Linked DNA regions of Mus musculus: region 1 is linked to region 2. A link is a loop called in an ENCODE intact Hi-C map of the cell type or tissue named here. Cell type or tissue: heart. All regions are shown on one strand. Links, peaks and the distances in the headings refer to the core of each region. The heading gives the core; the rest is flanking DNA. Region 1 overlaps Pir (pirin). Region 2 overlaps Asb11 (ankyrin repeat and SOCS box-containing 11).

Region 1 (2,500 bases), core at 1-2,500, 160 kb before region 2:
CAGATTTTCATGGGGAAAATGACTTACATCTGTACCCCGATTTCAGTCCGGCTCCTAAATGACGTTAGAATTACCACTTCAGAGGGAACAATGTTGGGGTATAAGCAGTTAAAAAATAGAAAAAAATATATGGCCAAGATGTCTTAAAATAATTAATCTGTTTGTTGAATATTAACAGTTGAAAATATTAAAATCATGTTCTACAGAAAGGAAAAGAAAAGAAAAGAAAAGAAAAGAAAAGAAGAGAAAAGAAAACCTTTTTCTTAAGTGGAGAGCTAACTAGTCAGGTCCCATCTGAGCAAAGTCAATGAACTGGCTATGGACCTACTTCTCTGAAATGCAGCACTGCCCTTAGGAAGGCCAGTCCATCTTTAGCCATATTAGAGCGGTGGGATAATTATCTGTTTAATGAGATGCTGTAGTTTTTTTCCTCCCAGTGTTTCAGCTCCTAATGGAGTCTCTTACAGAGCATAGCTAGCTACTTTGCTTTGTAAGCCTGCCCTCTTTTCTGAATTACTCAGGAAAGTGTACCTTCCCTTTGCTTCATTGTATTTCTTTCCTAAGCATGCATTTCCTAACCCTTTAGACTGCCGTATTCTTCCTCTAAAGCCACCCCCCTCTTCACCATGTGGCTGCCTACTGGCTAACCTCTATGCTGGCTTAACTCAAGGAGCATGGCTTTTTATTTGATTTTACTTTTCCTCCTCTTCCCTTTTCTTCTCCTTGGGGCAGCTGCCATGATTTATAGCTTGCTTGCCCTGGGGTATCTTTCTTGTAGATTATAATAAGTTGTCCTCAAGCTACAAAAATCAAACCAAACAAACAAAAACTTGATGATTTAGTAGAGCCTTAAGAATAAAATTGATTCTATAAATAGTGGGGGTAAAGGTAGAAAGTATATAGTAGAAACAGCAAGTACTCCAACCAGATTTAGAAACTGTATATGTAAGGGTGGAATGAGGCCTTAGGCATGTGATGGAATCTAATCTAAAGCTTGAGTCTTTACTAGGGAAGGCATGGAAGCCAAGCCAGATTGGTCTCTAGTTGTGAACTCATGGGAACGGCTACATCCAGAAACCCCCAGGTTGACACAATTGTGCCTAAAGTAGAATCATCTTAAGCCCAGAAGCTTAGCTTTTGGTAGAGTATTCTCTATTTCAGTGGTTCTCCGTTGAAGGTAACTTTGTCGCCTGGGTCCTTCCAAAATGTCTAGTAACTTTTGGTCAAGTCTCTGAGCACTACTGCCATCTGGTGGGTAGCAGTCAGAGCTGCTGTTAAACTTACTGCAGGAATTGATGCTGTCTGGGCCCAGAGACCCAAATTTTCCTACCTGAAAGTGCAAAGTAATGTTCTTGTTTCTCCAACCTTCCAGTATTGTGAGGGAATGGATCAAGTTAGTAGTATCTAAAGAGTTAAGCTTATTTATGTTGCTTCCTGAAACCATAAAGGAGATCATTTTGGTCCATCTGATCCAATGATGCCCAGAACAGCTTTAGAAATAAAACCTGGTCTATGACACCAAACATAGGGCACATAGGAAACAGATAAATTTCTCAATGAATTTTTCTGTCCACCTCATACATACTGTATTATAGTAATAAATAATTTACGAGTTACAGACTATTTTCCTAGAATGTTAAGGTAGAAAATATGGAGATGGGGAGATGTAATAATGAGAACTTATTAAAACACAATTTCTGGCTGGAGAGACAGCTCAACAGCCAAGAACACATGTTTCACTCCAAGAGGGTGAACCTCAAACCTGCTGAGGATAGTATGTATAAAAAGGAAATTCAGACACTTCATTTTTAGGTACCTCCCATGATAGCTTTCAACTATAGTCAGAACCAGGTGGGATAACTCCCCTCTTGTTCACAACAGAGCTGGCCCCTTCCTCACCAGATAACACCTTGTCTCATGACACTAGGTCCTTAAGCACAGGCACCGCTCTTGTGCCAAAAAGACATACTTATTTACCAATGTACCTATTAGCGAAGCCTGCATCTAGTTTAGTTAGGCCTGACTGTAGTCCAGTGGTTCTCATCCTTTGTAATGCTGCAACCCTTTATATAGTTCCTCATGTTGTGGCAACCCACAGCCATAAAATTATTTAGGTTACTACTTCATAACTGTAATTTTGCTATTGTTATAAATCCTAATGTAAATATCTGATATACAGGATATCTGATCTGTGACTCTTATGTCACTCTTGCGAAAGGGTAATTTGACCCCAAAAGGGGCAAGATCTCCAGGTTGAGAACTAGAAGCATGACACACATCCTTTGAATTGGCAGGGGGCTCTCTTAAGCTACAAGTTGTAGCTACTGACTTTTCCACTGTATGGGCATAGAATACTATTGTGTGCTTGAAATGTGAGTAGTCATAGACGTTGGTAAGTCATATACTTGACAATAGAAGTGAGGTCCGTCACCACATCTTTTTATTGGAGGTAGGTCATAGCAGTTAAGAAGGTAGCTGGGAGTTACACGGCGAGTCAGAA
Region 2 (16,500 bases), core at 6,225-8,724:
AAAAAAAAAATCGAACAAACTAATTTTCATTTCAACAAGTGTAGGTAGAGTACTCTGAATGCTAGCTCATCCCGTGACATCCCAAGGCCCAGTGAGTGGGGCTGGCTGCCTCTTCCAGGGAACTGGAAGTCATCTGCCCTGTTCCCCTTGCTTCTTTTCATCCTCAAAGCATCAGAGAAACTGACACCTGGAAGGAGGAGGTGGGAAGCCTGGGAAGAACATGCTGTCCTTGGGCAGCTAGCTGCTTGGTGGACCAGAGAGAGCTGGGAGTAGGGAGAGACCGTGGACTGTGGAAGCATGGGAGATGGTGCGAGTTTAGGAGGCGGAGTAGAGTCATTTTAAAGACCTGACTGCAGAGAAGTACACGAGGGCTTAGGGAACACAAACAGGGCCAGCACCCAAGTGTGAGAGGCTACTGCCAGTATGGCTCCTACCACAACAAGTTTCTGTCAGTTACCACCCCTCCTCAGGTGGCTTTTGACTCCTAACACTGAAGGTGAGTGTGTCTTCCTTCTTTCCTTGACAGAAACAGAACCTGCACAGCCCACACTTCTTTGTTTAGGGCTGCTTTCACTCAACACTGGGCTCGTGCGGTTTATCCAAATACTGCCTAGGGGTTGTTGGGTCTAGTGGGACTGGTAAATAATGGGAAGTTACTAGAAAGTCTGGACTTGGCTAAAGGATGCACTTAAAGCTTCTTACAGGGAAAGTGATCAGAGCCTAAATGGAGGCAAGTTTTAGGAATCACAAATGTATTTCATGTTGATAGCCTAAGCTAATTCTTTTAAGAGTATGTGGCTGCTTAAATCTTGTTTTTATGTTTGAACAGGTTACCTCTACAGGTCAAGTCTCCTTACACAAAATGCTTGGAACCAGAAGTTTTAGATTTCAGATTTTTTTTTCTCTCCCAGAATTCAGAAAATTTGATAGCTTGGGGAAGGGGACCTTAGCTTTTAAATACTAAATTCATTTGTGAAATTTCATGTAACATATTAAATCATTTGGGGGGAATGAAGCTGAGCTTTGCAGGGTGGCATTTTTTATGCATGGTGGTGGTGTATCAGCACTCCGAAAGCTTTAGATTTTGGAGTGCTCTAGATTTTGATCTTTCGAATAGAAATATTTCACCTGTAGTTCCTCAGGCTTCGGGGGTTGACTAACTCCTTGTTAGAAGAACAGAATGCCAAAGTTACACTGAAGATTTTGCTGCTTCCGTGGCTCCAGCTGCTGAGCTGCTAGCGTGCGTAAGGACTGGTTTCAAATCTTCCAGTGTCTGTGTTCACATCCAGCGTGTCCGAAGCACATCTGCCAAGGCCTTAGGTGGAGATGTATGAGAGGGAGACTAGAGATCATATGCAAAGAGATGGTAAAGAGGTTTAGAAATATTCTGCTCCCCAGCTGCGTTCGGTCCTCTAAGTTAAGAATTTCATGAAATTGATTTGCAGCTAGTATTTCTACGCAGACATGGCATGAAATGCTACAGAATTCAGTAAAGGAAAACAAGGACACAGTATAAAGAATCATAAATGAGTCAAGTCTCCGAATTTACTTTTCATTGTTAATGGTGGCTTGCCAAGGAAGGTCCACAAGATGTAAACTATATATACAACAACAAAAAAAATTTCAATAAAATTTCCTGGTTACTTTGACTTAAAAGTTCATTCTCCCTCTTATGTCCATCATTAACATTGTCATTCTGTTTCACTGGCATGGAGGGAGTACGTTTGGCTCCATTTTGCTCCGTGGCATAATTTTTTGCTCTTGGGGAAACTTGTTTGAAGGTGTTAATTTGCGTGTCCCTTCAGAACCACTGGAAAGGCAAATCCACCCTATGTACTTCTCCTCAACTTGACTAGTCCCCCCCCACCGTCTGTCAGCCTTGCAAAGGTCCTGTCCTCCAAAAGCAGTTCACCTCAATTTCAGGTGTTCCCTGGAAACCCTAAGAGGGGGAGAAGGGAGGGGTATAGTAGGAAGCACTTCTCTTTTAAGTAAACTGTCACATTTGCCAGCTTGGAGCCAACTCAGAAATCAGTGGAGGTATATAAAAAGCACAGCATATGTTTGTCTATATTAAATACTTTTGTGCTTTTTTTTTCTTTATTATAAAAGTATTTCACATTCCCAGCAGGAGTATGAGATGGCAAACAATTTTTATCTATTTATTTTTCTCTTGGTTCAAAGTTGTTTTCTGGAGCTAGTTTTAACCGAAGAGCTACAAGATCAGTACAAGGAATTCCCATTCCTCTGCCAAAGCCCTCCATTTATGTTTAGCTAACTGTTCCATTAATATCTTCTCAAGCAAAGGGGGCCCACACAAGGTCAAAGAGCTTTCAGATATCATGTCTTGCCTCCCACACTTCCCTTGAGTCTCCATCTCCCTTGCCACTGGCTCCAGGCCAATTCATTTATAGAATGCCCCTCAATGTGAGTTGCTTCAATGTGTGTTCCTAAGAGACTATGCTTTGGGGACACGAATAGTGCACAGAGGATGACCGCGTGCTCTTATATTGCCTTTCCTCTGATGACATATGTTGCGGCTCATCGCATTCAACCTTATGGCATGCTATGCCAATGTGTTTTAGCAATGCTTGTTTTTCTGTGTGAGTCAAGATTGTTTCTACATTTTTTTTCTAGTGCAATATCATGTACCTTCCCTTTATAATTAGTACAGCCATAATTTAAGCCTGATCCTGTGATTTCTTCCACATTTTTCTCAGCTAGTGTCTTTTAGGAAGAAGCATATTGTCCATATTGATGTATTATTTATATCAGCAAGGATTTACAAGTTCCTGTCTTGATGACATGTATCTTCTTACTGTCGTTGCTTACTTTGATGTGCAAATTGTCCAATATTTGACTGGAAAAAGTTCTTTTGAGTCATCTTCTACCCTTCCTTTCTTCCTTTCTAGAAGATGTTACAGGCCATAATATTATACATTATATTTTCTTTTCTCCTCTCCTCTGGTCTGGGGTTTGAAAAATGCACAGAATTTGTAAACAGGAGCAGGTCTACTTCCAAAACAAAAGATTATCCTTTGACATTTTTCATATATGGTTACTTCTTAAATGACCATTGAAGCTAGTTAGACTTAGTGACAGAAACAATTACAGAAAACAAACAAACAAACAAACAAACATTCCTAAACTAGTTTGGAGGCTGTCCCTTAGAGAACTGCTCTGCAATGTCTACTTATTGGTCAGAAATGGCCTTGAGCACCCAACTGTGTGGATGTACTTGGGTTGGTCTTCTGAGAGCCCTGCCAAATAGTAGATTACTATATCTCTGGTTTTCAGATAAGAAAATTGAGATTGAAATGCTTCCGCAACACACTGCTCTTAGCAGAGAGTAGTCCAAGTGGGACTTGAGTCCTGGCAGTCTGGCTCCATGGGCCCCATGTGCACAGCTTCCTAGGGTTGCTTTTGGGGATCACGCCATCTGAAAAGGGATATTTTACATTAAAATACATAGATAGCATTATCAAAAGAACCAGAGAAAATTACCTCGGCAATTCAGGAAAACCTTCTCTTTCTCTCTCTCTCTGGGCTTTGCACACGCTGGCTAAATGTTCTTCTACTGAGCCATATTCCAGTCCTCTTTTCTATATCTCTTCAGATTTACTGTGTAATACACAGACATTGGATTTTGGGGTATGAATGGAGACGACGTGAGTTACTGGAAATAATAAACTGGTCCCTTAGTCCTGCACTTGACAGGGACCAGCCTTCGGCTTTTTTTTATTTGAAAAAAAAAAGAAAAAAAAGTATTTCTTGTTAAAACTGCCTGTGGAAAGGCACCAGGAGCCACTGTGCTCTGTTCCCTGTATTTGATAAGGCCTAATGTTTGCTGCCCACAGTGGGTGGGCAGCACGAACACCTTCAGGAAAAAGTCTTCAGATGTTGATCGGTAGCTTATTTGTCTTTCAGACTGCTGGGCTGATCGATCCCCACTCCATGAGGCTGCAGCCCAGGGACGCTTACTGGCTCTTAAAACTTTAATTGCGCAAGTAAGTAAACTAAAGACTCTGCCTTCCGTGCCGTTGCTTTAATCTAGAATCACTCCGTATTAACTTTGGCCATAGCTGTGCTCAGGGCCAGCACAGCCATTTCCGCATCTCCATCCTCGCCCCTCTCCCCCATGTGTTCCTCTCGCTTCTGCTTTCTCTAGGAACTACTTCGTTTTCTTTCTAGTTCTCCTCCTTTTCATTCTGGGTCCTTCTTTTCCCAGCAGGAAGTTTCCCTCCCAAAGACAAAAAAGGGGATCCCTAAATTTATGTTAACTCATCTCATGCTCTCCCAGTTTGCATTAGTGACATCCGTCTTGAGATTGCATTTGTAGGCGACTGGTGTCCTATGAATCACCTCGAAACTTGGTAACTTCAGTCAACAACAAATAATTGGATTCTCGAAGTTTCTAAGGGCTCAGGGTGCAGCTTCCCGGCAGTGGAGTGGCAGCTAGGTCATACCATGACTCATGGTGCAGGGAGGGGAGATCGGTTTTCACACGAGATCACTTGGGTTTCACCACAGGGCGGTGTTATGAGATAGCAGCTGAATTTCTCCAGAGAAGGTACCTAAGAAGGAAGTCACATTAGAAAAAAACAACAACTTTATTTTAATTTTATGTGTATGGGTGTTTTGCCTGCATATATGGCCTTGGACCATGTGCATGCAGTGCCCTCGGCAGCCAGAAGAGGGCGATGGATCCTCTGGGACTGGAGCTACTGAAAGCTGTGAGCTACCTACCATGTGGGTGCTGGGAACTGAACCCTGGGTCCTCTGAAAGAGAACACAGTGCTCTTCTCTGTTGAGCTATCTCTCCAGCACCCTCATGGTTTGATTTTGGTTTTTTTCTTTTTAACTCTTTGAGCCTGCTTTGATCTGACATCATTTCTCTTCCTACCATACTGCATTCATTTGATGTAAAGTCTGTAAGTGCTGCTCACAGTAAAGGACAAAGCATTATCCAAGTGAGGCAGGATTAGGAACTGGGCATCACTGGGTACCATATAAGAGGCTGCCCCACTGCAACAATGCACAGTTCAAGACTAGGCTCTCAATAAATCTTAGGCCTTGGGGAAGATTTAGTGAAGTCTTAGCCACTAACAATTCTGTGTTTATATTGGTGATTGTATCTCCTGCATGTTGAATGAATATCTGAGTAAAGAGTTATGAAATAAATAAGAGTATACCCCGCATGTGCTTTCTTTGTTTTGGACTCTGCATGTGAGCGGCGGAAATGAGTCACTGCTTTCTTTCCCATGTTCTCTCTATCACCTTGCCATTTAGGCATTTCTTCCTCCTTTGGATTTAAGCAGTGGGGATAGTGATAGTTTGAGCATGTGGTTCCCTTTTAAAATGATTTGTTATTTCTGTTTGGTTTTGCCTTTGGCTTTTAAATACCCTTTTTGCTCCAAATATTTATTGATTTCTGTGTGTATGTATGGGGTGAAAGAGCATGCCATGGTGAACATTTAGCAGATAGTTCTGGGGGAGTGGTTCTCTTTATCACATGGGTACCAGGGATCAACTTAGGTTATCGGGTTTGGCGATAAATGCCCTTACCTGCCAAGCCATCCCCCCAGCCCCTTATTTTTGAGACAGGGTCTCACATATCCCAGGCTAGTCTCCAGCTTGCTAGATGCAACACAACATGACTTTGAACTTCTAATCTTCCTGCTTGCACTTTGAAGGTTCTGGAATTAAAAGCATGTACCACACCCGACTTACGTTGGGCTGAGGCTCAAACCCGGTTTTCATGCAAGCTAGGCAATTATGTTACCAATTCACATCCATCTCCAGCTTCAGAGATGTGTCGTTTCTTAAAAAGTCAAAATCAGCATCAAGGCTCTCCATTTGAGCTCCAGAACTTCAGAAATATTTTAAAAGTGCAAGTAGAGAGAAAAGGAAAACAGAACCATTACCAATGATAAAGGAAAAAAATAAAAGGGAAATAAATAGAAAATACATTAAATGGTGACAAGATGAGATAGGAAGACACTTCTCCTTAATTGTGTTTCTGACTGAACCCAGGACCTCACATGTGCTGGGCAATTCTTTCCCACTGACTTATCTCTTCAGCACAGGACAGTTTTCTTAGATGCTGATTACGGAACCTCAGGTCTTCCATGAGCTAGTCAAATGTCCTACCACAGAGAGCTCCTGTTTGTTTTTTTTTTTTTGTTTTGTTTTGTTTTTTTGAGACAGGGTTTCTCTGTGTAGCCGTGGCTGTCCTAGAACTCAGTCTGTAGACCAGGCTGGACCTTGAACTCACAGAGATCTGTTGTCCTCTGTCTCATCAGTGCTGGGTTTGAAGGCATGCACCACCACTGACTGGTTTGCCTAGTTATTTTTAAACACTTTAAATTTCATCCAATTCTGTTACTTTTTTGTTTGTTTCTTTGCTCTTTGAGACTGAACAGGGCTCCAAATTAGTAGTAGAGGTTGTCCTTAAACTCATTCTTGCTGCCTCACCAACCCCCCACCACCACAAGTCCACCGCCCAAGTACTGGAGTTACAGTAATACAAACGCAAGCCCAGCTATGCCTTTTATGACATCACCTCTACACTAAGAACATGTTATTTTAGTAGTGTGATTAAGTGTGTAGGGGCATATGTAGAAAACCTTAACTTTTTTTTTTGCTACAATTCCTTTTCTTTGCCCATTACAGCTACTCAAAAATAGTCTAGTATTATTTAAGATTTATTTTTATTATTTGTATGTGAATGTGTGTGTGTATCTTAGTGTCCTTGGAATCCAGGGTGTGTTGTAAGCTGAAGTTGTGGACCACCTGATGTGTGTGCTGTGCTGGGAACTGAACTCTTCCCCTAGAAGAGCAGCGAAGAGCAGCAAGTGTTTTAACCACCAAGCCATCTCTCCTGTCACCTACAATCTATTCTTTTTTTTTTTTTTTTTTTTTGGTTTTTTTGAGGCAGGGTTTCTCTGTATAGCCCTGGCTGTCCTGGAACTCACTCTGTAGACCAGGCTGGCCTCGAACTCAGAAATCCGCCTGCCTCTGCCTCCCGAGTGCTGGGATTAAAGTTGTGCGCCACCTCGTCCGGCCAATCTATTCTTTAAAAGAAAATTTTATTTATTCATTATGTATTTATTTAACGTGTATGGCATGTGTTTTTACATTGAGCTATCTTGCTGACCCATATATTCTACACTTCAAAAACTTGTTTTGCATGTAGGTCATGTGCTAATATTTAGCCACCTTGAATAAACTCAAGCAATGCTTTAGTTTAGGACCTTCTTAGTCTCTGACAGCTGGGTATCCACAAGTCTTACATATGATTTGCATTTTCTGCATGTCCATTTTCTCATGCACAATTTGGAGAGTCCTATCTTTATCAGTGGTTCGCAACATGCGGGGTCACGACCCCTTTGCGGCAACTACCCTTTCCCAGTGTCACACATCAGCTTTCCTGCATATCAGACATTTACAATACAATTCATAACAGCAGCAAAACTACAGTTCTGAAGTACCAGCCGAGATAATTTTATGTGTGGGGTGTTACCCCAACACGAAGAACTGTGTTAGAGGGTAGCAGCATTAGGAAGGCTGAGAACCCCAGTGTCACTTTTCCACCTAAAGACTGAGTTTTGAACTGTAGCTATGTTTCCAGTACAATGCTGCCACCTTGTGGACTAGGCTATTTCAAAAAAAATTCTTTCTATTCCTTTCTTTTCAGGTCCCTCCCCCCCCCCCCCATTCCTTTCCTTGCCGATCCTTTCCTGTTTTCTTTTCTGTTATCACTGAATAGCAAGTTGAAATCACATATGGAGAAGATACTCCCTAACTGGGAGATACCTAAGGTTTTTGAAGCGCTGTTCTTAAACTTTCTTTTCTTATTAACACCTTCCACCACAGAAATTTCTATACCACTCTGTGTGTGTGTGTGTGTGTGTGTGTATGTATGTGTGATACTATACATATAATAAGTACACAGATCAAACATTTACCCTTTAAAAAAATCCAAAGTTTTTACCCTGAAACATTTGCCTTTATTCCTTTATTTAGTATGTTTTAGACAGGATCTTTCTTTGTAGGCCTGGATGTTCTGGGACTCACTCTTTATACCAAGCTGGCCTTGAACTCACAGATATCAAGCCTGCCTCTGCTTCCCCGTGATGGGATTAAAGGCGTGTGTGTCACTATCTGGTAATTTTTTCCCTAAAAGAGACTTTAGAATATGCTTCAACATGCTTCCTGTAGCAGAATATTATCCCTCTCTTGCTCAATGACAACAACAACAACAACAACAACAACAACAACAACAACAACAACAAAATATTTCTTCCTCCAGAGTAGACTTTTAGAAGACAAAGGCTCAGGCCATACACTTCAAAGACCCATGGCCTAGCACATTCCTCATGGCATAGACAGTTGTGAGCAGCCTGATTTGGCTGTTTGGAACCAAATGTGGGTTCTCAACAAGAACAGTGCTCACTTGTAAGTGCTGTGCCATCTCTCCAGTCCCTACTACTGTGTTTAGAATTCCATAGTAATGGTTTCTACTCTAGTCATTATGGTGCTGGTATCACTGCCCCCAGCCAGATGTCTAAAACAGAAACCTGTTGAGCAGCATTGCTTGATTTGCCATGATAGGACAGATGCAGCATTTAACTTTCTTTTCTCCAAACTGCAGGGCATCAACGTCAATCTTGTAACAATAAACCGGGTCTCCTCTCTCCATGAGGCATGCCTTGGGGGTCATGTGGCCTGTGCTAAGGCCTTGCTAGAAAACGGTGCACATGTGAGTACTGCCCTATCTGGCTCAGTTAGGTTTGTCTGTCCCATTCACTAAGGAGACATTACCTTCCGGAGTGTTTACTCAATGAGCAATGGGAAGGTCTGGCACCATTTATATCTATATTTCATCATTTGGGTTACTCTTCTCTTTTCAGTCTATATAACCAATATGTGAATATTCAGGTATGTTCATTAAAAAGCATTTTGTTGTAAAACACAAATAGAAAATTTCAACAGAACAATGAAAAAAAATTCAATTCCCTAAGTCAACCATCATTTTGTTTCAACCAACATTTTGTACATTGTCAAAGTAAATGGGTTTGTAATAAAAAAAACACATTATGAACTGTTCTAGCTTCTTGCCTGTTGCTGTGATAAAACCCCTTCATAAAAGAAACCTAGAAGAGAAAGTGTTTACTTTGCTCACAGCTCCATTATGGCTGGCAGGGAAGTCATAGTGTCAGGAGTCCGAAGCAGCTGGTCACAGTATGTCGGAAGGCAGAAGAAGAGAGCGATGAATACATTGCACATTACTGCTCAGATTACTTTCTCCACTCTTAGGCAGTCTAGGCGCTTCTATCAAGGGAATGGTTCCACCCACAGTGGGCAAGGCTTCTCACCTCAAATAAGGTAACCAAGATAATCCTGGACTGTAGAGATGGTTGAGTGATTAAGAGCATTTGATGCTCTTCCAGAGGACCAGAGTTTGATTTCTAGTACTCACATTGAGCAGCTCATTGCTGCCTGTAACTTCCAGCTCCATGGGGTTACACCATCTACTGGCCACTGTGGATACCTGAACCCATATGTGGTCCTGAGCACATCCACATAATTAAAAATGAACTCTTCCACAGGCATGTCTGGAGGTATCCTAGACGATGCTAACTTGACAAACTGCCAAATTGACAAACATACAAACCATAACAAACTTTATTTCTAGTGTATATCCTAACTTTTTGGGCAATATTTGAGTTGCTTATAACTATCACAGCTTCTGAAAATCTCAGTGACATTGTATTTAGTTCCCAGATTGTTACCAATTCTATTCTATGTCCTAGTCCTTGTATCCTCTATTTTATGAACCATAAGATCTTTAAGTATTAGTAATAATTTTTTACATCTAAATGCACGTTGAGTTTCTATGTGTAGACCTGAATATGAAAGTCTTCTGAACATATTCCAGTGCCTTAATGGTCATTGCTACTCGTCTGCTAGGTGGTGTATCTCCAGGGTACTGCTTTAGTAGCTCATGGGTAATAAATGATGCAGGGGAGGCTATAAGACAACCATTTGCTTTCAAAGTCTGTGCTTGGAGTCACAAGCTGATTGTTGGTGGGAAATGGTAGATGTTTCTCCTTTTTAGAATGAAGTATTTGTCGGGGGAGAAAGAGAACAATAAAGCAGTGGTCTCTCGTTGTTGATGGTTTTCATAAATAGTTGATAAGTGCTCCATCCTACCCTTTAACAGTTCTATTGGAGCAATGGAGGAACAGAAGAAAATGGGCCAGTCAGTAGATAGCTGACCCATCAATATCCCAGACCCAGTACATTTGAAATGTGTGTGCCATATCCTTCCTTCTACACCGGCTTATTAGTATTTTAGGTTCCAGTTTCAGGGACTGGATAAAATTTCTTTCTGGTCTCCTAAGCCTGAGATTCTTCCTTTGTTTGCTGATACCCTATCTAATTCATCATAAAATCTGACTAACTTTCACTTCCTATTGCTCAGATTTATGTTTTCCTTTATTTTTCTGCCAAAGCGATCTGAAGAATTTATTTCATCAAAAGTAGCTCTCTCTGTGTGTTTCTCTTCCTTGATAAGTTTAAATTTACTTAAGAAGAGGTAATTAGTTGTCTTACCTTTGCTTTCAAACCATTGGCAGCTGGAGGCTAGGGATCAGTTAAAAGTATTGGCTGCTCTACCAGAGGACCTGGGGTTTGATTTCTAGCACCCACATGGTGGTTTACAACCATCTGTAACTCAAGTTGCAGAGGCTCTGACTCCTTTTTCTACTCTTCACAGACAGTAAGCACACACATAGGGCAACCACCTCCAATCCCAGCATTGGCAGCTAGTAAGGCGCACAGTCAATGTTTGCTGACATGAACTGAGAGAGAATGCTAGCAAATCAAATGGAAAGGCACTATTTTAAGTACTTCACATAGAATGACTCACTTTCTCTATCAACGATGTCATGGGCTTTTAAAATTCCATCGAGGAATGGAATGCCCTCAGACCTTTGCCAGCATGAGGGGGTCTCTCCAGGCGCACACATAAGAATATGCACTTGGTGAGAAGGAGTGAGTAAATCCTGTGAGTTTTGCTTTGCCCAACATTAGGTCAATGCCCAGACTGTTCATGGGGCCACTCCCCTCTTCAATGCTTGCTGCAGTGGCAGTGCTGCGTGTGTCAATGTGCTGTTGGAGTTTGGAGCCAAGGCCCAGCTTGAGATCTACCTGGCTTCACCGATCCACGAAGCAGTGAAGCGAGGTAAGTAAGCCACTCCGGGACATGCAGAATATCGATGGGCTGATTGCAGTTTGCATGAAACGGTGGTCATCTAGGGTCTAGGGTTAGTCTAGATGTTTTCACCTACAGGCATCTGGGCTTGTATACTTACCATTGAAACTTCTTGAACTAGGCTCAGTTTCTGTTCTGCCAAAATATTTAAAGAGATAAGAATTATCCAGAAGTAAAATTGGTTCTGAATATGTTTTCTCTAAAGAAAAGGCTGGTTGATTAGTAATAACAGCTTGTGCAAGCATGCGTGAGTCATGTGTACATGTGTATGTTTTGCCAGTATGTGTGTGTGTGTGTGCATGCACGTACCATGTACATGCAGCGGTCTAAGCACCAGATCTCCCTGGTACTGGCTGTTGTGAGCTATCATATGGGTGCTGGGAATTGAACCTGGGACCTCTACAAGATCAGCAGGTGCTCTTAACCTGAGCCATCCTTCCAACCTCACTGATAACACTTTTGAGGAGACATTTAAAACTATTGTCAAACTTTTACCAGTACCTCAGAAGAATTCCTTCATGCAAAATTCACTGATATACTTAAAATTGCCCATGTTGATCTTGTCATTGGGCAAAGTCTCCACAGAGAATGCCTGCTTATGGAGTTCTGCATCGCTAGTGAATTTGTTTATTTGGGAGTATATTCTATACTTGAAGCTTTGGATTCATTCTCATCTGTTTCCTCCAGTCTAGCCAAGTAAACCTGCAGGTTCTCCTTTACAGGTGTGGGTGAAGAAGAGATTAGTAAGGGACAGGGTGTAGGACTGAGCTTTGGTTTGAGCACTAGTAATAACAGGGGTGTTATTTATTAGTCATTTATCTCTCTGCTTCTGAAGTTTCCCTGGAGCAAGCATTTTCATGGTCTTCTTTTGCAGATTTCTTCTGATGATTTCCAAAACAAAGTGTTTTTCTTCTAATACAGAAGAGATGGGTCAGCTATCTACTGACTGGCCCATTTTCTTCAGAGAATACTCTGTTGCTTCTTTTTGAAAAAAATTGTGATTTATCTTGTGCACATGGGTATTTTGCCTGGGTGTGTCTGTGTGCCACCTGTATGCAATGCCCTTAGAGGCTAGAAGAGGGCATCAATTCCTTGAGATTGGAATTAGCACCTTGTGGTGCTTGGAATTGAACCCAGGCCCTCTGGAAGAGTAGGAGCAAGAGTTTTTACCATTGAGCCATCTCTCCATGCCCCCCTCCCGATCTCTGTAATTTAAAAAATTTCAAAGCCCATTCTAGAAAGCAATCCTGTGATTCTGTGCCTATTCAGCATGTTCCTGAGTGAAGGAGGCTATCTTCTATTCCACAGGTCACAGAGAGTGCATGGAGATTCTGCTGACAAAGGATGTTAACATTGAGCAAGAGGTTCCTCAGCTGGGAACGCCTCTGTATGTGGCCTGTACATACCAGAGAGTTGATTGTGTGAAGAAGCTTCTAGAACTAGGTAATTGTTAGAATATTCTTAATGAGATGAGCCTGCTAGGCTTGTTTTGTTTTGTTTTTCATTTATCCTAGACAGGGTTTCTCTATGTAGTCATGGCTGTCCTGAAACTCTCTCTGTAGACCAGGCTGTCCTTGAACTCACAGAGATCCACCTGCCTCTGCTTCCCAAGTACTGGACTTAAAGAAGTGAGCCACCACTGCTTGGATATTTTTTTTTAAAGTAAATAGCTCTAAAGATAGCGTTCTTATCAGGCTAGAAAACAATCCTGATTGCATTGGATGCTTGAAAGCTAGAAGCAGAACTCATCTAGAGAAGCAAGTATTTCTATTTATCTCTCAGTTCTGCTTCCACAGATGCTGGCCTTATATAGCTAGTATGCTTCTCCTTGTAGGTGGCAATATGGCTGCCACAAATACTTGTGCTTGGAACAACAAGGAATACTGGCTCTCTTTGAGACACATGCGTGGGCATCTCTGAAGCGATCATGGTGGCAAAGGGAATACAGGCTACTGGTGGAGTGAAGGCTACACCTCAGTTTTCTCTGCAGTCATTAGGTATCTCTCAGGGTTCGTGAACTGAGAATCACAAGAAGATGCGTCTCCAAAGGGAAAGCTATGTATGGGGTGTGGTGGCCATTTGCAGCAGACCACCTTACCTGTCTCCTGCTAAGACAGCCATTTTCCACTCCAGAGTGTCATATACAGAAACCACCATTCCAGGGAAAAGGAAAATACTTCAAAACTCTCACTTGCTTTGTGATTTAAGACACTTTGCTACTGGTGTAAACATGTAAGCTATAGGAAGAAACTTTAGTTGAGAAATTTAACCTCCAAGATTTTTATTTACTCCTATCACTTACAATTTTTATGTTGATTTTGGAAATCTCTTTTTGAGCCTCCAATGAGATAAATACTAAATAAATATCTCCCCATCTTTTGCCAAAAATTCCCCCAAATAACCATGTAACAGGAACTTGAAATATTTTGTTTTGCATGTTAGAATTGTGTGTGTGTACATGCATGCATGTGTGTGTGTGTGTGTGTGTGTGTGTGTGTGTGTGTGTGTGTGTGTGTATGTGTGCACCTAACTTCACTTTTTACACTGAACTGTCTTGGAGTAGTCTTCACACGCATTGCTGACATTCTGGGCTTAAGTCACATGGTCTCAAAGATTGTTTAACTACGCCAGGGCATTTAAGATGTCTTTATATCCAATGGCTCACTGTGTCTTACATTCACACTCAGTGTTGACTATGACCATGTGCTTTATTTAAGGAGCCAGTGTTGACCATGGTCAGTGGCTGGATACCCCACTGCACGCTGCAGTGAGGCAGTCCAGTGTGGAGGTCATCAATCTGCTCACTGTGTATGGGGCTAACCTGAACCTCAGAAATGCACAGGGCAAAAGTGCTCTTGACCTTGCAGTGCCCAAAAGTAGTGTGCGGCAGGCTCTCCTGCTCCATGAAGGTAAGAAGGGCTGGGTGTTTGCTTCCCCTCCCTAAGCACACAGCCATCTCACCCCTAGACTATTCCTCTTTTTTCCTTTCTCCTTTCAATCCAGCATGGTTTCATAAGAAGAGTCAAGTCCTGGATTCACTGCAGTATCTCCTCGGATTTTTTGTTCTTTATTTTACACATTGTATTTGTCATTGCAATTTATTTTTCAAGACAAGAAAATAGTCAGACAAGTTTGTTTGCACCCAGAAAAGTTTCAACAGCCGTGTTTATCATAGAAAAAGCACACAATTGAATAAATCAAAGCTCATCTTTGTAACACTATGGGTCAGGCCGTGGACAAAATAGACATATTGCATAAGGATTATCAATAATGGCCAAGCACACAGCTTGTGCTCCCATAAGATCAATCGCCACATAGTACCATGTCCATCTTGGTTTGTGGAAATGTTTTCTATGGTATTTACACAATGTTGATGATACACCTAAGGATGTGTTTTTCAGAACCTACCTGGTTTGGGTAAGTGGCACCAGATTGTATTTGAGTTCAGACTATAGGGAGGACAGGCGACAAGTCTCAGAAAGCTGACCAAATAATGACGTGGTTTGCTTCTTCTCCAGATCAGGGAGTAGTGGGGGGTGGTCAGCATACCACATCCCCTTACTTTAATTTTCACCACAGGCAAGAATAGAAACTATACATGCTGAGGGTGAAGAGTGATCCGTACTGTTTCATATCTACACTCAAAAAGAGAACCCTTTGCACATCCATACACTGAGAGAACATTTTCTGAGCCTTCACAGAGGAACGAATGTGCCAGGGAGAGTAGTAAGGATGATTGTAATGATTCGGTGTTACAAGTGCCTCCATGGACACTACTTTGAAACAAAGAGTAACCTCATTGAACTCTTAAAAGTGCTTAGAACTTTACAGAAACACACAACTCCAGCTAAGAATGTGAAAAGTGAGGCATAGAGGAATTTGCATCTAGAGGGTCACACACCAATTAGAGTGAAGCACTTGGATGCTAAGCAAGCCCTTTGACCCCACAACAAGCACTCTCCAAGCTCCAAGACTTGAATCCAAATCTCCTGAAACAATGTGCACAGCAAAGGGTTTTCTTGTGTTTTGTGAAACCCTCCCAAAGTCCTAAGTCTTGCCCACTGAAATGCCTGATTTATTGTTTTGCAAACAGTTTCTATCAGTGCTTCCAAAAACCTGCCAGCAAATCACCTGGAGACCTTAATAGAATACAGATTTTGATCAAGGTGGACTAAGTGGGAGCCTAGATTCTGTCTCTTTAGCTTGCTCTCACACTTTAATTAGCACTGATCTATATTAGTCCTGATGCTCTTGGATTTAAATTGCTAATGGCAATTTACCAGATGCCAGTTTGGAAAGTTCTTTTTTCAATTGTTAGCTGAGAACATAGCTGGTAACAGTTTGGACATTTTTCTTGACACGCCCTCCCCCAAATTGGGAGTGCCTTCAGGCCTGGCGTTACTTGCATTCCTTATTGGCAAACTCCTCTGTCTTCAAGCTTCATAAACATAAGCGTTGCTTTGGAGTGTCTCTGAGAAAACTGGTCAGTTTGTCTGCATTGCTAGGTTCTAGCTTAGCTGCTTCATTTCTGGTTGTACGTCTTGTTCCAGATTTAAGGACCACTGGGTGGGGATCCCTGCCATTCTCAATTCCCAGCATTTTAACTAAAGATGAAAGTTTGCTTCTCTGAATATATCCCCACCACATGTTCCCTGTCCACATCAATCCTGAATGTCATCTGGCTATTTGCATGTGTAATCTGCTTTTTTTTTTCCATTTTTTTATACTGCTGTTACAGTAGTTTACTTACAATGAGGGTTTGTATAAGCCAGTAGGTAATTGCTTTCACTTGAGGAAGTCTTTGCTGATAGACAAATGAGGAAATAATGGGATAATGTAACTGTCCCTTTAATAAATAGATTCCATGAGACTAAATTCAGGGAACAATGGGTCAAAGTGATTAGAGTCCTTTCTATACATAGCTATTAAGGTGGAACCCTTGCAAGAACAGGGGGCTCTTTCAGGTATGAGGAGGAAGCCAGGGTTACCATATCAGCAGTCAGTACTGGGAGGCTCCAGGGGTACTTTGAGGACTATTTTGTCCCTGTTCCAGCTCCTAGCAGTAACTGTGTGATTACAGAGGCAGCGCTTCCTGCTCACACCTTCTCTGTAGTTGCCCCTCTGTCCTGAAGCTCTGTCATAGAGCTCTGCACCCTAGTGCTTTTCACTTTGTCCAGCCCATCACTTCCATTAACATAGGCCATAGTGATGGAGATGCACTCCCT

Evidence for each region. A loop is a pair of places that touch in the nucleus more often than their neighbours do. Peaks named below come from ENCODE experiments on the same cell type or tissue, not always from the same donor. Only the 100,000 strongest peaks of a DNase experiment are listed, where the experiment ranks them.
Region 1: it touches region 2 in a loop (3-fold over the local background); 2 of 42 quality-filtered maps call a loop at or near these places.

What each region holds. Positions count from the first base shown.
Region 1 is chrX:164,286,032-164,288,531 of GRCm38, forward strand. The region is part of intron 3 of Pir (pirin); the gene reads left to right. Among named protein-coding and RNA genes, the nearest start is that of Gm22023, 4.2 kb to the left of the region's middle. In heart, for the core only: a CTCF peak has its summit at 1,250 (motif pointing left); no DNase peak of the experiment used is centred there.
Region 2 is chrX:164,441,805-164,458,304 of GRCm38, forward strand. Asb11 (ankyrin repeat and SOCS box-containing 11) reads left to right here. Exons shown (of 7, transcript NM_001313737.1): 2 at 3,925-4,004; 3 at 8,651-8,758; 4 at 11,095-11,245; 5 at 12,584-12,718; 6 at 13,993-14,184. Among named protein-coding and RNA genes, the nearest start is that of Asb11, 13 kb to the left of the region's middle. In heart, for the core only: a CTCF peak has its summit at 7,628 (motif pointing left); no DNase peak of the experiment used is centred there.